3 separate regions of the Homo sapiens genome follow, and all the other regions are linked to region 3. The links are chromatin loops, found by intact Hi-C in ENCODE. Cell type or tissue: endothelial cell of umbilical vein. All regions are shown on one strand.

Region 1 (2,500 bases), 100 kb after region 3:
CAAGTAGCTGAGATTACAGGCATGTGCCACCATGCCCAACTAATTTTGTATTTACTAAAGAGACGGGGTTTCTCCATGTTGGTCAGGCTGGTCTCAAACTCCCAACCTCAGGTGATCCTCCCACCTCAGCCTCCCAAAGTGCTGGGATTACAGGCATGAGCCACTGCGCCCGACTCCTTTCTGTTCTTAACATTTAATATCATTGCAGAAATTCAAAATAAAAAGTCAACATCTGTTTTATGTATAGTCATGATTTTACTGACTTGATCAAGTATTTTTTAAAATTCTTGAAAAAATCAGTTCTTAAATCGGTTAAAATGATTATTTGCTAAATGATATTACTAAAATATTGTTAAAAATGTGTGCTTTTATATACGTATTACTTCCTAGTATTAAAAATAAATGGTGAGAAATTATTATAGATGCTACAGATTTTTAAAATATTTGTATTTCTGGCTTCCTATTTTTAATCTGTTTTTCTGGAAAGTTCACAGATATTTCTTGAGTATCTACTAGCCAGGCACTTTGTCAAGTACTAATAATAATTCTAATTATTGTATAGGATTTAAAGAACCAATACATACAGCATCTTATTCTTCAGAATAACCCTGTGAAAGTAGAGGATAAGTTTAGAGATGCTAAATTCATTTCTTTGTTCATTTATTCACCCAATTATTCTTCAACAAATGTTTAAATGAGTTCCTACTCTCTACCACTCCCTGACAACACTAGGGGCATAAGGATGGCTGAGACAGTCTCTGCCTTTAAGAACCTCCATAATTTGTCATTCAAGGTCATGCCACTAGAAAATGGTGGAGCCGGCCGGGCGCGGTGGCTCACGCCTGTAATCCCAGCACTTTGGGAGGCCGAGGCGGGCGGATCACGAGGTCAGGAGATTGAGACCATCCCGGCTAAAACGGTGAAACCCCGTCTCTACTAAAAATACAAAAAATTAGCCGGGCGTAGTGGCGGGCGCCTGTAGTCCCAGCTACTTGGGAGGCTGAGGCAGGAGAATGGCGTGAACCCGGGAGGCGGAGCTTGCAGTGAGCCGAGATCCCACCACTGCACTCCAGCCTGGGCGACAGAGCGAGACTCCGTCTCAAAAAAAAAAAAAGAAAATGGTGGAGCCAGGTCTTCTGATTCAGTACTCTTTCTTGTTGCCACAGTGTCTTTCAAAATAAGAAAATGGCCTGGGATTAAGAAGAAGGTGGATTTTTAAAATTATTATAAGTTATGAAAGTTCTCTGCTCTAGGGAACACAGAAATAATAAAAATGAGACCAAGAATGAACCTTGTTGTCTTTGTTCCAGAGCAGCAGCGTCTGCTTGGCAAAGTTTAGCAACAGCCACTAGAACTAGAAATAGAACATGTCACTTCCTTTTGGAGTCTGGAACTGATCACCCTCATCTGTAGGAACCTTAGATGGCTCTTAGTGTTTGTCCTGGAGGGAACCCCAAGAGCCAGAGCAATCCAGGATCCCCATTTTACAGTGGAAACTCCCTGGCCATCCTTCCCTTGGCAAGAATAGGCTGAGTCAGAACAGGGACTACTGGGACTGTGTCATCCTGGAATCCAGTCTTTTCCTCTCCTTTACACCAGGAATAGAATAGATTTCCTGGCATCAGATGCCAGAGAGACGCATTTACTGTTCACTGTGTGTAAGTTATCAGAATCAGAAGTACTACTAACAACTCTCAGCAAAAAGGCATTGGGACAAAGGCAATGAGGAACAGTTGTTTCTGAGGTAGCTTCACTTTATGAGAATGAGCAGCAAGGGAAATTTATGGTGAAGGAAACAGTTTCTATGTTTTTTGTATAATTAATAGCTTCTTCAAGATGTCACAGCATCTGGGTGGCTTTTGAGAGGAGCACACCATTCTCTTGGCCTGGGCTGTTGGTCAGTGGTTCCTTCTAGGGCCTAAGTTCAATAGGCAATATAGACATGTGCCAGTAGGCCATTCCAAGCCAGAGCTATAACGAAATATCAGAAATCTCAGATAGTGCTTCAGACAATGTGTTTATGTCCGTTTCATCTCCGTCCTGCTCCAGCTGTTTCTTTACCTTGTACAGGTACCTGTGGAAAAGTGAAAAGCCACTCTACTACTCATTTGTCGACAAACCAGTAGCATATAAAAAAAGAGGTAAGTCAAATTTTGTCTTTTTAATACCAAGTAGCAACACAGTTGTAGAAAAATTAAATATCTGGACTTGAAATGTTGAATGCTTAAGTTTTTTACTTTTTTTAAACAAATGTTCCAGGGCACATGTACATCCAAAGGAGCATCATACTCTGCAAGAAATCTCTGCAGGAATCTACTTCAGGAATATGTCGTTCTTCAAAACAGAGCCTCAGTTCCTGCCAAAATCTAAAATCCTAAATCGTTATGATTTTGGAAATTCTTTGCTTATAGAATTCCTTTTAGACTGTACATTCTTTTTGAAGTAAGGTTTCCCCCATGCACCTCATCCAGTTTCATTTTCCCTTAACGTTATCCTGTTA
Region 2 (2,500 bases), 210 kb after region 3:
TTCGTAAAGCTGGTTTTCTAAGCATGATAGCTGAAAGGATGGTGCCAGCCTCCACTCCCTTTCCCAGTGGGAACCATAGCCTTTCCCAAGATGTGCTTATGGTTTCCCAGGGGGGTGCTCCTGTTGCCGGAAAAGAGATTCCCGATCCAGACCCCACGAGAGGATTCTTGGATCTTGCATAGGAAAGAATTCAAGGCAAATCACAGAGCACAGTGAAAGAAGCGAGTTTACTGGAAACGACTCTGTTACAGAGTGGGGCATCCTCGGGAAGAAGGAGGAGGAGTGCACTGTCCTGTGTTGGTGTCGCTGCTTATAAGAAACTCTAAGGAGGCCGGGCGCGGTGGTTCACGCCTGTAATCCCAACACTTTGGGAGGCTGAGGCGGGCGGATCACCTGAGGTCAGGAGTTGAAGACCAGCCTGACCAACACGGTGAAACCCCCTCTCTACTAAAAAAAAAAAAAAAAAAAAAAAAAAATTAGCCGGGCATTGTGGCGCGTGCCTGTAATCCCAGCTACTCGTGAGGCTGAGGCGGGAGAATCACCTGAACCCAGGAGGTGGAGGTTGTGGTGAGCCAAGATTGCACCACTGCACTCCAGCCTGGGCGACAAGAGTGAAAATCTGTCTCAAAAAGAAAAAGAAACTCTAAGGAGTGGTAATGAAACTTGGAATGTGCAGATGTGCTCACTAGAGGCGGGGCTATTGGTGTTATTGATGACCATTAATCCTTCAACCTAAGCTTGCTCATCGATGTTATCTTGAAGGAAAGAGGGCTGTATTCTCCAGACATGTGGGCATTCTGCAGGCGTGGTGGCAGATGATATTTTTGTTGTTTTAATTGGTGGTCGGCTTAGAATGTGGCTATTTTCAGACCTTGAATATTCTTGTGAGTGCCTAGCTACTCACTTCAAGATGGAGTCACTCTAGTCATGTTTTATTAAACCAGGGGCCTGGTAAGCAGGGGTTCCTCTAACACCCCCATGAGCCCATGAGCCACCCTCATTGTCACCTACCTGATGCTGCCTTTGGGGAAGGCCACAGAGAAGCCTCCAAGCCCAATGAGGGAGTCCGCTGCGGATTTCAGACCTGGCCGTATCCAGGGGCTCAGGCGAGCCATTAGGTCACTGTCTCTGCTTCTCCCGTGGTTTTGGCTTCAATCTCTCCTGCTGCTGAGAGACTCTGGCCATGTCTGCTAGACCTACAGCCCTGGCAGGCCCAGGGACATCTTGCAGCCAGGGAAGGAAGAGGCTGTGACTCCTGCCAGCCCTAGCAGCAGTCCTGGGAGAGTCCCTGTGGGTCTGGCTATATCCCATGCCCACCCTTCAGCCACACTGTGTCCTGAGGAATGCAGAATTAGGACTGACCCACTTGGGCCACTGGTGGGAGATAGGAGTGGTCAGAGCTCAGTCCCATTTTTCCCATGAGGCCTTTCAGCCCTCAGATGAATTCGTGGATAGAAACAGATACGTGAGCGGAAGAGCTCCATGCAACTTCCCTGCAGCCTCCAAACCCCGAGGACCCGTGGGGAAGGGAGGAGAGCTCCAGACGCTTCCCAGCCAAGAGAGCCAGCCTCGTGTGTGGGTCTGTGTATAACGTCTTCTCAGGTCTCTGTGGATATGAAGGGCTGTGTACACAAATACACGGGAGGAGGCCCCTGTCGTAGGCAGAATTCCAAGATAATCTCATGATCTTGGACCCTGTGTAAGCCCCTCCACTTGAGCATGGGTGGGACTTGTGCCTTGCTTCTAGCCAACAAGATATGCCACAGGGATGTCACTCGGTGGCCACACTGCTTAGCTGGAGCGCGTCTCCTGTGGCCTGGAAGAAGTGAGCTGAGGTTGCACTGCCCACGGAGAGGGCCATGTGGCAGACCTAGGGGTGGCCTCCAGCCCACAGCCACAGGGAAAGGACAGGTTCCTCCCAGGGGAGCTTCCAGATGAGAACACAGGCAGCGAATGGATCCACAGCCGGCTATGAGGCTTCCAGCAGCAGGCTCTAGGCCAGGCCCAGGCTCCTGCCCCGCAGAAGCTGTGAGATCAGAAATGGGTGTTGTTTTAAGCCACAGAGTTTATGACTATTTGTTACACAGCACAGAAAACCAGTGTACCTCCATTTTTCCTTGTGGAATAGCTGCCATAGGCCCAAACTGGCCCCCAACCCCAGTGTGGTGCCTGCTCAGCCCCTCGCCATGGTCCACTTCAGAAGTAGTGTCCTACAATGCAAAGGGATTGCCTCGGTTCTCTAGCTAAAGCCCACGAGTGCCTCCTCTTGGTTCTCTGAATAAAATGCAAACTCTTTAGCAAGGCCATAGGAATGGGCCTTTGCCCTACTCGCTGTCTGTGTAGGGCTGGGGTGGGAGAGGTCAACTCCCCCCAGGCCCCTCATGCTCCAGGCCCTCCTGATCCATGCATTTTTCCTCTGGATCTCTGTTCCCTCCTCCCCTCCAACACACATGCAAACACACGCCTTCTCCCCTCCCTTTCCCCTCCCTCTTTAATGCTC
Region 3 (2,500 bases):
CAGGAGTTCGAGACCAGCCTGGCCAACATGGTGAAACCCCGTCTCTACTAAAAATACAAAAACTAGCTGGGCGTGGTGGCGGGCACTTGTAATTCCAACTACTCAGGAGACTGAGGCAGGAGAATCACTTGAACCCGGGAGGCAGAGGTTGCGGTGAGCCCAGATGGCACCATTGCACTCCAGCCTGGGCGACAAGAGTGAAACTCCATCTCAGAAAAAGGAAGAAGAAGAAGAGGAAGAGGAGGAAGACGAGGAGGAAGAGGAAGAAGAAGAAGAAGAAAGAAGAAGCTGAAGAAGCTGGTTGGGAAGAAAGGGAATGCGATTCTATGAGGCTGGAGCCAAGACGAGCTGAAGAAGCTGGTTGGGAAGAAAGGGAAGGCGATTCTATGAGGCTGGAGCCAAGACGAGCACTGGAGCAGAGGTTCAGCACAGCGTCCAGGGAACAGACAGTGCTGTGGGGGGAGCGTGGGGGAGGAGGGGGTGGCAAGGACCCCTGTCCACCATCCTGGTGGGGGCCCAAAGGTGCTTTCAGTGTCCTATCACTGCCATGGCTGCTGGCAGAAAGTCCTGGCAATGATCTCGCACGTCTGGGGCTCAGGAAGGGAAGCCCACCCGCCCACAGGAAAGGGATGCCTGAGTGGCCTGGCCAAACTCTGCCCACATCTCCTCTCTGGCAGGACGCATGCTACCCAGGCCCAGTCCCGATCCCAGGACAGCACCCACAGGAAGGCTGCCAGTGGTTCTCCTGGAAGCAAAGACTCCAGCTGCCTGGCTTCTCCCTTCCCCAGGGACGCCTCCATCCCAAGCTCTGGCCAACAGGCTGCCCAGGCTCCCTGGGAACCCCTGGGTGCCGTGGCGAGTGGGGGCTGTGGTCTCACCCCCGGGCACGCCCTTCCTCCAAAGGCCTGGCCAGTCCCAGTGCATCCTGTGCTGAAACTCCCAGGGGATGGGGTTGGGACAGCCCAGCAGGTTCCAGAATGCTCTCTCCTCTGTCCACCCTGAGTTAGAAGTCTGTGTGGAGGCCCAAAGGTACTTTAAGTGCCCCAGCACTGCCATGGCCTGGGAAGCCAGGACACACAGGCTGAAAGAGTGAGGTCTTCCCATCAGAGACCCTGAGCCCCGAAGCTTTGGAATCAGCAGCGTTCAGCGCGATGGAGGCGCGGTGCCACCAGGTGGCGCCGTCAACCCCTCACTTAGGGCTAAGCGCCCTGGCCCCTCTGGATGAACCAGCAAGGGCGGAGGGGGACACCGGAGAGCGAGACGGCCTCGCTAAAGAAGGCCCCCTGGCCTTTCAGGATGAGGGGCTCAGTCAGCCCAGTGATGGGGACTCCGTGAGAACTGAGCTGTGAAAACGTGTTGGAGGCACAGTACCCACCTCTGCCGCGTCTGAACCCAGATTTGCCAGGAAGGCTCTTGCTTTCTCAATCTCTGTTCCCCGGTCATCACGAATACCCTGTGCTGGTCACTTTGTGCATCCCCATTTTTTTTTTCTTCCAAGGATACGGTCACGTGGGCAGAGCTGCAGAGACAGGATCCTAGACAGGCAGGCCTTGAATGCCAGGGCAGGAGATTGCTGAGGATTCAGAAGATCTCGGGAAGCTTCTTAAAGGCCCTCGACCCCTCTCGCTACCTATGAGGGCAGGACTGGAGAGGAGAAGGGAGAAGGCCGGAGACCAGGGGCAGCCCCCATAGGAAGCAGACTCCAGCCGCCTGGCCTCTCCCTTCCCCAGGGACGCCTCAGTGCGGGGTAGGCGCTACGGGAGACCAGGGAAGGGGCTGCTGCAATATTCGAGGTGAGAGTGTCCTGCACTGAAGCATGGTACAAAGAGGTGGGCTGGAGAGGGACGGTTCCAAGAGCAGCTGGCCACCGTCTGCTGCCCTGGCGTGCCCGCCCATTGTCCTCACTGTCTGCCACACCCTCCCTAGCAGGCCATACAAGGACATGTCCTCCCAATGTCCTGTCCCCCGGCCTCAGGCTCAGTCTTTCAGAATTGGCCTCCCTAATCCCATTCCGTCCAGGCTCTGCTAAGAGACAGCCAGGGAAGCTTGCAGGTGAATGTGCGTCTATGAGCAGGCGTTGTGCATGCAAACAGCCCTGCTTGGTGACGCTGAGCATTTTAACAGGAGCCCTCAGCAAGCAAACTCTTAGTCAAGGGGGTGACCCCTAGTGACATTTCAGGCTTTGGGGAGACCAAATCTAGAAGTCTTCTGAAGTCCCTGAAATCAGAGAAATGGGACCATTCTAATAACCAGAAAAATCAGCTTCCTTTGACCCTAGGCGTCTTCTCAGGTCCCCAAGGACAATCTCCTGCTTAATGCACATGACATCATGTTGACCCATTGGCCCAGGGTTAGCCTTCAGCTCTGCCCCCACCCTAGATCCTACTATAGCTGGAAGGTGGCGACCATTTGAACGTGGGACAAGGGACCATTTCTCCCTAGCAAGATGAAGTCACTTACCCAAGCCTTTGTGACAAGTCCGCATCAGAGCCAGCCCAGA

The links. Hi-C counts contacts between places; a loop is a spot of excess contacts. Peaks named below come from ENCODE experiments on the same cell type or tissue, not always from the same donor. Only the 100,000 strongest peaks of a DNase experiment are listed, where the experiment ranks them.
Region 1: it touches region 3 in a loop (3-fold over the local background); 11 of 110 quality-filtered maps call a loop at or near these places.
Region 2: it touches region 3 in a loop (3-fold over the local background); 2 of 110 quality-filtered maps call a loop at or near these places.

The regions. Positions count from the first base shown.
Region 1 is chr2:9,916,971-9,919,470 of GRCh38, forward strand. TAF1B (TATA-box binding protein associated factor, RNA polymerase I subunit B) reads left to right here. Exons shown (of 15, transcript NM_005680.3): 13 at 2,071-2,141. Among named protein-coding and RNA genes, the nearest start is that of GRHL1, 33 kb to the right of the region's middle. RefSeq lists an enhancer at 458-959. In endothelial cell of umbilical vein, no CTCF peak of the experiment used is centred here; a DNase peak (open chromatin) is centred at 1,561; H3K27ac peaks cover 561 bases.
Region 2 is chr2:10,026,209-10,028,708 of GRCh38, forward strand. No RefSeq gene overlaps it. Among named protein-coding and RNA genes, the nearest start is that of KLF11-DT, 16 kb to the right of the region's middle. In endothelial cell of umbilical vein, no CTCF peak of the experiment used is centred here; no DNase peak of the experiment used is centred here.
Region 3 is chr2:9,812,845-9,815,344 of GRCh38, forward strand. LOC105373421 (a long non-coding RNA gene) reads right to left here and starts at 1,873. Exons shown (of 3, transcript XR_007086206.1): 1 at 1,376-1,873. In endothelial cell of umbilical vein, a CTCF peak has its summit at 1,170 (motif pointing right); a DNase peak (open chromatin) is centred at 1,177.